Linked DNA regions of Mus musculus: region 1 is linked to region 2. A link is a loop called in an ENCODE intact Hi-C map of the cell type or tissue named here. Cell type or tissue: gastrocnemius. All regions are shown on one strand. Each heading gives the region's core, and the rest is flanking DNA. Links, peaks and the distances in the headings are about the cores only.

The links. A loop is a pair of places that touch in the nucleus more often than their neighbours do. Peaks named below come from ENCODE experiments on the same cell type or tissue, not always from the same donor. Only the 100,000 strongest peaks of a DNase experiment are listed, where the experiment ranks them.
Region 1: a loop joins it to region 2, with 11 times the contacts of the local background. A loop is called at or near these places in 10 of 42 quality-filtered maps.

What each region holds. Positions count from the first base shown.
Region 1 is chr12:103,496,416-103,502,512 of GRCm38, forward strand. No RefSeq gene overlaps it. Among named protein-coding and RNA genes, the nearest start is that of Ppp4r4, 33 kb to the right of the region's middle. In gastrocnemius, for the core only: a CTCF peak has its summit at 3,039 (motif pointing right); a DNase peak (open chromatin) is centred at 2,521; H3K4me3 peaks cover 442 bases; H3K27ac peaks cover 1,504 bases.
Region 2 is chr12:103,639,977-103,646,073 of GRCm38, forward strand. It overlaps the pseudogene Gm18501. Among named protein-coding and RNA genes, the nearest start is that of Serpina10, 12 kb to the left of the region's middle. In gastrocnemius, for the core only: a CTCF peak has its summit at 3,578 (motif pointing left); a DNase peak (open chromatin) is centred at 3,574.

The DNA.
Region 1 (6,097 bases), core at 1,635-4,134, 140 kb before region 2:
GGGCTCAAGCCTTTTATCCCAGCACCTGGGAGGCCAAGGCAAGTGGATCTGTGAGTTCGGCCAGCCTGGTCTATATATAGAGCAAGTTCCAGGATGGCCAGGGCTACACAGAGAAACCCAGTCTTGAAAAAACAAAACCAACCAACCAACCAACCAACCAACCAACCAAACTAAAGCAAACAAAATAAAAACAGGTGGATGGCACCTGAAAAACAATATCCAAAAGGTGCCCTCTAGCTACACACTATACACACACACCCCGCAACAAGCGCATTGTGGGTAGTTCAACCTCAGAGAAACATGGCTTATAGGTCACCAAACTGGGGCTCTGGTGTTCCGCCAGGGTGAGATACCTCCCTCACCTTTGGACTAATGAGACTGGCTTGTTGAAGACTCCCTTTGTGTCCTCTCTGTCCTCAGGAATCATGCGGTGCTTTCAGTGGCTGGGGAATATCTCAGGATACCAGGGGGTTATTAGAACCCACATCTGATCTGCGTTTATCTGCTCATTCAGCTCCTATAAATGGATGGTGCTCACACCCAGCCATTTCGCATGAGCAGTGACACTAAGCCTTCCCAGGAAGCGTGTGGAACAGCATTGGCTGGGTACCAGGTGACCTGGAATAGTCAGTGGTGACCCATTTTCCCACTTTATTAACCTATAAAAGATGTTGTCATGGAAAGTGAATCCCAAGCCGCAAGCCCTCATTTGCACAGCCACCTGTCCTGATGCTTCCATTCCTCTGCCAAAATCCTGTCACCTGCTGTCCCGGCTTTCCTGAGGGGAAAGTGATTCTTGGCTCCAGGAATACATGGGGCCACCCTTTCCCAATGCCACCATCTTGGATCCAAGGACTGGATCCAGGCAAGGAACAGAGATGTCCGAGGCGCTCTCCTTGGCTCTCTCTATCCTGGCCTCCTTTCCTCCCTCCATATTTCTTCCATCTTATTTTGTCACACGGACCTACAGTGTTTTAGACTGCAGCAGCCACAAGGATGCTGCTTGATACAGAGTTTCCCAGCTGAGCCTGGCTGGGGTATGGTTCTGGTGATGAGGGTCTAGCTGTGGTGACTTCAGCAGCCCCAAGGCTCACAGATGTTCTGTGGATCTGCTGAGGTGGCCCTGCCCGGTGTTCTAAAGTCCAGCCAGATAAGATTTCTAACAGAGAGACCAACATAGCCTCTTCACAGCGGCTACTAGGCAAGGCAGGCACCCATGAAGACAATTCCTGTATCCACACCCCTTTCAAAGTCACTGCTGCTTTATTCTGACTGATGCTGTAGGATGCAGGCTGAGTACAGCCAGAAGCAATCACACTCAGCATCTTAGCTTTAAAAAAGGTGTGTGTGTGTGTGTGTGTGTGTGTGTGTGTGGTGGGGGTCTGGGGGCCAGAAAATAACCAGTAGGAATCAGGTCTCTCTTCTGACTGTATCCTGGTGATCTGACTCAGGTCAGGCTTAATGGCGAAGAACTCTACCTGCCAAATTATCTTGCTAGTCAGTCAATCAGTCAGTCAGTGCACACATGCGTGTGCATGTATGTAAGGAGGTGGTGGAGAAAGGTAAAAAGGGAAATGCTATACTTAAATTTTAATTTAAAAGAGGGAAGAAAAGACTTGAATGTTATAACAAGACCCACTACTTTGTATGCTAATATAAGAAGTAATTTTAAAAAACTTAATTTAAAAAAAAGGAAAAGTATCTTCCAGAGCTTACCAAATGATTGTCAGAGAGTGTATCCTTAACTTGACTTCCTTGAGCTTGGGAAAGCTCAGAGGGCCAAGCTACCCACCGTACTTGTGAAGATCAGAGGGCGTTTTCTGAGAAATAGCGCCAGCCAGGAGTTAACGCTTTCAGGGTCGGTTCTACCACTCTGGACTTGAAACATCCATTAGAAGGGCCATTAAGCAGCAGCTGTCAGGGCAAGGCCAAGGCTGGGGAAGGGGCCTTTGGGCCATCGCGAAGCTTTTGGTCCATCTGGAGCAGACAAATGAGCCTGTGGCAAGAGGGCTTCACACATTATCTCTGTGATGCTCGCTGCAGACCCATAAAGCTGGTATTTTAAAACCTTGAAGTGGAGTGAAGGCTTCCACCCCTGCCATTTACAAGGGCACCCTCATCCCCGGTCCTAATTACTTGAGTGGACTCTTGTGGAGGACATTTCCCAGCACTGCTGGGGAATTTGGGAACACAGGTCATGCAAGTACCCTTTTCTTCGGGCTACAGTGAGGAGAGTGCTTGGTGGAAGAGCCAGTGTGCTGTGTGTTTCAGTCAATAAATGTATCCACCTGCAGCTCTGTACCCAGGAGGATCTGTGGCCCTGTCTCCCCTTTCTCTCATTGATTTCTGTCCTGGGTCCCCAGCCACCATCTGGGAGACACCCTGTGGCCTGGGACAGATGAAAGCTCTCCAGCTCTCCTAGTACCACCCTGAAGTCTGAGACGCAGGAGTTTGGGTCTTCAGTGGAATCTGGCCAAGGGTTGGCTTGGGAGTCTGTGCCAAGGAGCTCTGGTGACTGGGAAGGGCCAGCGTGGAGGCCAGCAGGGTTGGCAGCAGGAAGCCCTGATCTATTTCTGATCTTCTCCACCATCTCATCTCCTCGGTATCCATTTCCTGCCTGGCCTCCGCCAGCCTTCCCCCACCTCTTGCTTTTCCTTCTCCCAAGGGCTGTGTGCTTGTTCTAAGGGAACCTTGTCTGCGTGTGCTTAAGGAAACTGAGCCTCTGGTGGTTAGTGAAGCCCATGAAGGTCTTCTATGGAGGAGCTGAATTCAAACTAAGAGTGCGAGTCGTCAAACCTCACTTTCATGGTCATGGCTATGCATGTTTGCAAACGTGGCACTCTTCACACAAATTGGGAGAAAATGAAGATTCTGAATGGGGTGTGGGGGTGGGGGTGGGGGGAGGTGGGGCTGTGGTTTCACATCTCTTTTCTTCTCAGACTGTTTAAAGATTTACTTATTGTTGTTTTATGTGTGTGACTATTTTTGCCTGCATGTATATATGAGTACCACGTATGTGCAGTACCAGCAGAGGGCAGAGGAAGGCTTTGGATCCCTTGGAATGCTATGTGGATGGTAGCAAGGAAACCTGGGTCCTCTGCAAGGACAGCGAGTGCTCTTAGCCACTGAGCCATCTCTTCAGCCCTGGATTCTGCAGGTCTCACCAATTCTAAGAAGTTTCTGACATAAATTTTGCCTAGCAAGTATGTGTTGCTTTATCTATCTATCTATCTATCTATCTATCTATCTATCTATCTATCTATCTATCTATCTAAAAAAATACATGTTAAAAAATAATTGTTCTTGGTTCTTACTGTAACCCAGTGAGACTGGCCAGGAGGAGTGAATGCATTTGTGTCTTGTCTTCTTTTTTATTTTGAGACAGGTTCTGTGATGGTTGGAATGAGAATAGCCTCTATAGGCTCGTATATTTGAATTCTTAGTCTCCAGTTGGTGGAACTGTTTGGGAAGGATTAGGAGGAGTGGCCTTGTGGAAGGAGGTGTGGCACTGTGGGGAGGGCTGAGGTTTCAAAAGCCAACACCATTTCCAGTCAGCTCTCTTTATCTGCCTCGTGGTTACTGTCTCAACAATTAAGCACTCAGCCACTGCTCCAGGGCCATGCCCCCTGTCATGATGGTTATGTACTCACCCTGTGAAGCTCTAAGTCCCAATAGACTCTTCCTTCTATGGATTGCCTTGACCGTGCTACTTTGTCACTGTAGTAGCAAAATAACTAAGACAGGATCTGGTGTAGCTTCAGCTGGCTTTGAACTTGCTACGAAGCTGAGGATGACCTTGAACTCCTGACTTTTCTGCCTCTTCCTCCTGACTACTAAGATTAGAGTATAAACCACTATGCCCAGTTTACCCAGAGCTTTGTGCATACCAAGCAAGCACCCTGCTGACTGAGCCATATCCCTCCACATTAATATTTTGTGGGCAGCTTGGCCAAAGTCCAGAGAGTTCAACCATGGTTGCAGTCTCCCCCCCCACCCCCCTGGTGAGCAAGCAACTTCAAGAGAGATCATAGGTAAATGATTCTGGTTCTTGGGCCTGGCCTATCACACTGCTCTCCCTGCAAAGATGCATAAAGTGTGGGCCCAGACTGCCAGACGAGATCCTGTTGCTGTTGCAAACCATCCCAAGTGTTGAATGTCACTTGAAACCTACCTCTGAGAAGCAGCCTTGAGATTGTGACAATTGTTCTATTATTCTGAGGTTCTACTGTTCCTGACCTAGTGAGACACCCCAGTTTTTTTTGTTTTGTTTTGTTTTTGTTTTTTGTTTTGTTTTGTTTTAAAGAACCCTTGGAGACATTTTAAATGTCTGGAGGTGGAGACCACGCACATCATAGAGGACAAAGTTTACTGTTTTCCTGAGCCGAATTGAGTGCACCCGGAGGGCTGTCCTTGGCAGTGAAAGTGGACCAGATAGACGATACAATGAAAGAACAGAGGCTGCTGAGGTCTGCCAGGAGCTCTTCGGTGGAAGAAATGACCGACTCCTTGTAGGAGAACTGTGGGCTGCGCCAAGCACACTGAGCATAGTCAAAAAAGGGGGCCAGGTTGAAGCCAGGTGCTCAACTTCTACATTTCCAATCTGGTAGGACCTGAGCTTTTATCTGCAAAGGCTGCTAGCCTTTGACAAAGGACCATGTGTTCAGGGGTTTAGATCTCAGGGAAGGAAAGAAGAAAGAAAGAAAAACACTGTGTGACAGCTAAGCCCCCAGGCAGCTGAGACTGTCTAGGTTGGAAGGTTGGAAATATGGTAGACTAGCTGGGGAATAGAGGTGCTGGTCCCAAGACTGAGGATGCTGGCCCAGACTTCCCTGCTTGCTGTAAGCAGCCATGAAGTCACAGTTTGGGCCCCTGAACTGTAGTCTTAAGCCATCCACCTGGCTTTATCTCTGTGCCTTCTCGTGGACCAGATCTTATCTGACTTTTCTTAACTAGTTCAAAGGGGATCTGGAGTTAAGAGACCAGGGAGAGATCTGTAAGGTTTCTATTCATCAATGGGTACCAAAGGCCCATGTGGTATAGTTTGGTCCCCAGCCTATGGCAATATTGAGAGCTGGCGTGGAAGTTCTAGATAGTGCCATTAGAGGGAATATTCTCTTTAAGGTGATATGGAATCCCAACTTCCTCCACCCTTCTTCTTCTTTTTTTCTTTTTTTCTTTTTTTTTGGCTTTTTCGAGACAAGGTTTCTCTGTGTAGCCCTGGCTGTCCTGGAACTCACTTTGTAGACCAGGCTGGCCTCGAACTCAGAAATTTGCCTGCCTCTGCCTCCCAAGTGCTGGGATTAAAGGTGTGTGCCACCATGCCCGGCTTTTCTTCCACCCTTCTAAGCACCTGTCATACACCCAAAGCAACATGGCCTTAACCTATTGAAACCATGAGCCCAAAGAAACGTTTCCTCTTTTTAATTTGATTGTCTCAGAGTTACTTCATCAATGCAACCTCTGACGGACACAAAGGGCTACATATAAAAGAAGGCTAAGTCTTGGACATGGCCCCAGGGGTGGGGGTTTAGCACGTTCCAGCAGGCTGTCACCCCATTCAGTCCCTGTGTGGGACAAATACTTTCTTGGTCCTCTATTGAGCTGGCGTTTCTCTCTGCCTTGTGTTTGTCTGACTTTGAGTGCATGTTTGTTGATTGAATGAAGGGATTGAACTGTGCGTGCAAGCTCGCATTGACTTTCTGGTAAATTGGTTCATTTCTTCTCGTCTATAAAACAGGTCCTGGACTTGGCACTGTGTGTTTTTAAAACACCGGGGTATTTGTTTTCTTTCTCGCTGAGCTCTCTTACTGGTTTGGAGAGTGTTGTTTTTGTTTTGTTTTTTAAAATTATCCTTGTGGGTAATAGCACTCTGTGTTTCTCTTGTGAAAAATTTCCCCCACGGCTTCCCCGTCAGGGTCCTCAGATAGCAGAAGCCACAGTACATCACTGACTTAGGCTCTCTCAGCTCTGCTCTGCACAACCTCAGGCATTCTGTAGCTCCAAGTCTAGGAATTTTGACACCCTCACACAGATATACATGTAGGGAAACACCAATGCATGTAAAATAAAAATAAACTATTAAAATCAAACCAAGGAC
Region 2 (6,097 bases), core at 2,347-4,846:
TCGTCAACCACCACTGCAGGAGCTACCCCTCAGGAGCTGTCCACAATGGCGGCAACTCCTCTCCACCCACCCCCTGACACCCTCTTAGCAGCCCCATAGAGATGGCACTCAGCAAAAGCAACTGTGGCCAGGAAGGAATTCTCATCCTAACCCATGAGCCTGATGCAGAGGAAAGGGGATGAAAAAAAAAACAAAAAAAAAAAAAACCCAAAACAAACCCACTAGTCCCTGAGCAGGAAACCCCACCAATCCCTGAGCAGGAAACTCCACCAATCCCTGAGCTTCCCACAAAACCCTACCAATCCCTGAGCAGGAAAACCCACCAATCCCTGAGCACACTCAAGCTCAGGATTTGAAATCCCACTAATTCTCACTCTGGAAATCTCTGCCCTGAGAAGCTCCGCCCCTTCAGAAATCCTATATAAGCGCTGCCCCTTTGTCCAACTCCCTGTTGTCTACTTCTGGGAGCAGAGTGCAGCAGCCATCCCTGGGTTTGTCCCTCCTCAGCCTAGACCCTCCAATAAATCTCTTTCATGAGATTTCAGCCTGAAATGACTCTCTCACTGGAAGAAGCCAAGAAGAACAGAAGCAATGAAGAGAAAAGAGGAAAAGAAGGAGCGGGGCTGAGGACCCCGAGCTCTTCAGCTCAGGTAGGAATATTCTCTCCTGGGAGCTGAAATGCTCTGCTGAGGAGGCTTCCTCTCAGAACTGTGTAGTTCCAGGGCTCCCATGTCTCAGGATGCCTTTCCCTTGGGGACATTGACCCATCTCAGAGCTGTGTGGTTCATGGGCCCCCACGTCTCAGGATACCCTCCCATCAGAGCAGAAACACTTACAGCGATGTTTTCCTTTTCACACTTGGGTAGCTTAATTTCTTTTCAGTTTAGTTCTCTGATTGCTTTTATTCTTTTTCCCATTAATTTATTTATCCACTTTACATCCCGATTGCAGCTCCCCTCTTCATGTTTTCCACCACAGCCCTTCCCCCACCATCCCTCTCTTTTACCTATGGGAAGGGGATGGGGTCCTTTCCTAGGTACTAACCTATCCTGGCACCTCAACTCACTGCAGGACTAGGCATATCATCTCCCACTGAGGCCAGTCAGGGTAATCCCCAACTCCAGTTGTTGGGTGATCCACATGAAGGCAAAGCTGTACATTTGTTATATATGTGCACGGGGAGGGTAGGGGGGTGGTCCAGCCTATGTATGGTCTTTGGTTGGTGGTTCAGTCTCTGGGAACCCTCAAGGGTCCAGGTTAATCGGCCCTGTTGGTCTTCTGTGGAGTGTCTTTCCTCTTCTGGTCCCTCAATCCTTCTCCTAAATCTTACACAAGACTTCCCGAGCTTGGTCATATGTTTGGGTCTGCATTTGTTTAGGTCAGCTGTTGGGTGAAACCTCTCAGAGGACAGTCACGCTAGGCTCCTGTCTGTGAATCCAGGCTGACAGATACAAACATAGCCTGAGGCTCCAAGGTAGTTGAAGGAAGAAGGCAGGCCTGCAATGTGTCCCTATTGATCGTCTGAGGACAGCTCTACATATTTCTCCCCAAATTGACAGGGGTTTCTACTACGTTCATTTATGTCTGTCTCACACAGGACACCTATGTGTCTAGGCCAGTAGTGACAAATACAGCTGTCAAAAGTGTCTTCACATGTATTATTGTGACAAGGCTTTGACCAACAATGAGGCATCAGTGTCTCACAGTGTGTCTCTGTGAATCCACTACTGATGCAGTCACAGTGGTACCTTTTTTTCTCCACCCACACGTAGACCTCCATAGAGAGGTGGCTGGCTGGCACATTCATCAAACTTGAGTTTGCAGTGGTCTTCACTGACTCCAGGTGCACAGTCACAGAGCTAAGCTCCAAGAGCATCCTGACATGTGGCACCATGTAGACATGCCTGGGATCCCCATTCATCGTTTTTGAACTCACAGTTCATACTAGGATACTCTTGAGGGCAGTCACACACACACACACACACACACACACACACACACACACACACACACACACATATCATCCTATCTCACTGAGGCATACAGCCTCATTTCATGCATGGATCAGAAACACTGTCATCTATTTCCAAGTCACCCTTTCTATTCTTGAATATGATGTCTCGCATGTTGAATGGCTCAAAGTCTGTTCTCCCCATCTCTGTCTCTGATTCAAATGGTTATCCAGTTGTCCCTCATTAACAAATAATATCATCATTTGTGCTTGGGTCATTTTAAGACTTTCTATTTCTACCCTTTAATTATCAATCATCTTTAATTATGTATTATTTTAATCACAGTAAATCAGTTGGCTAGATATTATCAAAAATTTTAAAATTATCTTGCAAAGCAGCAGGTTTCCTTTGTTTGTTTGCTTGCCTTTTCCACCTACACTTTGTTTTGGTCCCTTATTCCATTTCTAAAGATCTTATCCTACCTACACCATCAGCCTGCCTGTGTGTTCATGTGTTGGTACCAGCATTTTACCTACAGAGTCTGTGTTCTCTACTTCCTGTCTGTCACAATATCCTCTCTTTTTCCTGAGCCTGTAGCTTTTCTGTATTATCCTTGGGCATTTTCTAAATAGATTTTGATGTCATATTGTCAGATCTATGAGAAAAATTGTTGGTATATTTACTGGGACCCAATTAGTTAATATATTACATTAGAGAAAACAGTATGTAGGTGATTTTGAACAGTCTCACTCAGGAAGGGATAGTATACAGATGATTTGAGCAGTCTCACTCAGGAAGGGGTAACTTTCCATTTGTTCACATCTAACTTTGCATATTTAAGGAGTAGTTTGTTTTACTCAGTGTAGGTTTGGAGCAGTTTCACATTTATACCCATGCTGTTGTATCTTTTGGGCTATTGTTGCCTTTACTCTGCCATTGCATGTTTTGTTTAGCAGTTATTTATGCATATGAAAAGTGTCATTTTATGCTAATTATACCCCGACAACTTGCTGCACTCATTTACTGAGTTTGTGTGATCACTTGTTTTCGTGTGTGTGTGTGTGTGTGTGTGTGTGTGTGTGTGTGTGTTTAATAGAGACTTTGGTACCTTTTTGCCTATTTAGCAACACAGGCAGATGGCCACAGCATGATAATGCAGATAGTTTTATTCCTTTTTTCTCCAGTTCTAGTTTCTTGTCTTTAATTAATCTCATCATCTGATAAATAATCCCAGTTCAGTGTGAAATGATAGAGGATATAATCTGTATTTTTTTCTTAATTTTTGCTTTTGTAAGATTCAATTTAATGTTTTTTATGTAAGAAAGATTCTGGCTTTAAGAATCATGTATGTGAGCGTCTACTCAGGCACTCAAGGTATATAGTTAAGAAAATTATCTTTCAATTATTATTTTTCAGGGTGTATATTTCTATCATTTGTCTGTATCTATCTAGTCACCTATCCATCATTCTGACTATATTCTGTATCTCTATTAATAATCTATGTGTGTGTGTGTCTGTCTGTTTGTCTCTAATTGTCACCTACTGCTCTGTCTCACTTTGTTGGTCTGAACCAGGAAAGTGAAGCCATTTCATTCCACAATGTCTCTCTGGCGCCCTCTACTGACAAAAGCCGGCATTGTGCCCACTGTGGGATGCAGACACATTAAAAATGTAGACTTAGGTTGACAGAGCAATGATTATGGAAGGACTTAGAGCTGGTGAGCAATAAATTGATAATTTGCATGCCACATGGTTATTGTTTCTGTTACAATAATTTATATTTTAAAGGTATCTTTGAAATATTTCCCCCTTTGCCCACATATTTACCTTTCTCATGCTTTTAGAATCATCTTTCTGCCCAAATAACTATCTTAAAAATATATATTTAATAATCATAATATGTTTCATCTTTTGTCTTCTAAAATTCATGTGGTCACATGTTTTCTGTTTTATGTGTATGGATGTGTTCCCTGCATATCTGTGCACAATGTGTGTACAGTGCTTACATGGTTCAGGAGAGGACGTTTATCCTGGAACTGGAGTTAGGGCAGCTGACAGGTTGGTGCGGGAGCCAAACCTGGTTCCTCTGGAAAAGCAGCCAGTGCTCTTACCTGCTGATTTGTCTCTCCGGGCCCTCTGTCTTCATTTCTGAAGGGTCTTTTTCTTCTTTCTGAAAACTGTTATCACTGCCCTCCTTCACTCCCAGAACTTTAAAGGCATCTATCTTAGTATAGTTTTCAAGAGTTCTAGTTTTTAGCTTTCTATTCTAAGCATCCTTGAATTTACCAAAGTGGACTTAACCATCATATAATGATCAAACCCAGGAAATCTATAGGTTACTATATTGTGTTAATAATATCCAATCGTTCAAATCTTTTAAATTACACTGCTTTTCTGGCTCCAAGTCCACTCCCAGATCTCCCAGTGGCATTGGCTTTCATGTCCCTTGGTTGTCCTCCTACCCAGGCAGGAGAAAACGCAGGTTTGTTTCCTTTCCCTCTGGGCCTGGTGGAAGGATTCTGCCTGAGACTTTGTACATTTTTCACTTTAGGTTTGTCCCAAATGCCTTCCTGTCAACTCCAGGTTGCATGGTGTGGGTAGGAATCCTGCAGAATTAGTGTGCTTCTCAGTTCAGCTCATAGGATGACCTGCAGTACTTCCGACGAGAAGTCCAGCCTCCTCTTTCTAAACCTTTGTCCTCTGTATGCAGTGCATCTTTCTCTGTGTGTGATTCAAGAGTTTTCTGTTTCTGCTCAGGCATGTTGTTCCTTGCCTGAGGTTCTCTGTGTTTCTCCTGTGGATTCTTTCCATCTGTTGGACCCGAGCACTTACAGTTTTCATTAAGATTTGGCAAAAAAAAGCAAACAAAAGGAGACACCCAGCCGTTTGTGGTTAGTCTTTCTCATTGTAACCAAATGCTTGACAGAAACGGCTTAAAGGGGGAAGGGAGGTTTATTTACCCCGGAACTCAGGCATTTCAAAACCATGGTCTTTGAATCCAGCCATTGGGGAGATGTAGTGATGTGGGACCCTTTGGTGGCAGAAACGTGAAAGAGGTGGCTGCTTACCTTATGGTGGACAGGAAACAAAGAAACAGAATAGAAGAAGTGGCCAGGGTAAGGTGTAACACCCAATGACACACCTCCAGTGACCTGTTCCCACCAACTCAGCCTCATAGTCTACCTTCTGCACATCCCAATAATGCTAGGATATATTTTAGGTGGTTTTTTTTTTTTTTTTTTTTTTGGTCTCCTGCATCCACCCTCTCCTGGGGCTCCGACTTCAGATGATAATGCTATGTGTGTGGAAGCCTGAATCACGGGGAGTTTTATTGTTACGTTACTGGTTTTATAGTATCCTGGAAGATACATAAGAAAAAAAATTCAATCAGCTACTATTGTCCCCAACCCAACACAACCTCCTCCTGGCATTTTAAAATGTTAAGTGACATGGTAGAGAAATTGATGTTCATATTTTTATCTCTCCCTCATTTGTCTCTTAAACCCAGGTAACTTTGTTTACGAACTTCAGTGCAGCCGCCCTTTCTTTAGCGATTCTGGGTTTTAAATATACCTCATCCTTTTGAGATTTGTTTTAAAACTGTATACTTTATGATTTAATGATTTCAACTTTGGTGCTCAAATCTTTAATTCATCTGGAATTGTTTCAAGGACGAGAAGAATTGCACCTTTCCCTCAGTCCCTAGTGATTCGCAAGCAATACATGGCTTAATAAAATATTCCCCCTATTAATTTCAAATGGTACTTTTGATTCATGCCAAATTTTAAAAATAAATTTCCATTTATAAAAGAATGCATATTATGAAATGTTATTACAAGTGCAACACTCACATAGTATATTTAAGGATGGGTGTGACTATGAACTTGATTGGATTATTCTTTGGCTTGCAAAAAAATGAAGCAAAACAAAATGAAAATAAAAGGAAACCATAACCACGACGAGACAGAAATAATGTTCTGCTCACAGTCACAAGGGGCAGTCTGGGTAGACGCAGGAGAACTGCCTCAGCATGGCTGGTCCAAGCCTTGGGGGTTTGCATCAGTGGTGTGTGTGTGTGTGTGTGTGTGTGTGTGTGTGTGTGTGTGTGTTGATTTTGGAGTAGGAACAGAAGAAGCATCAAGAAT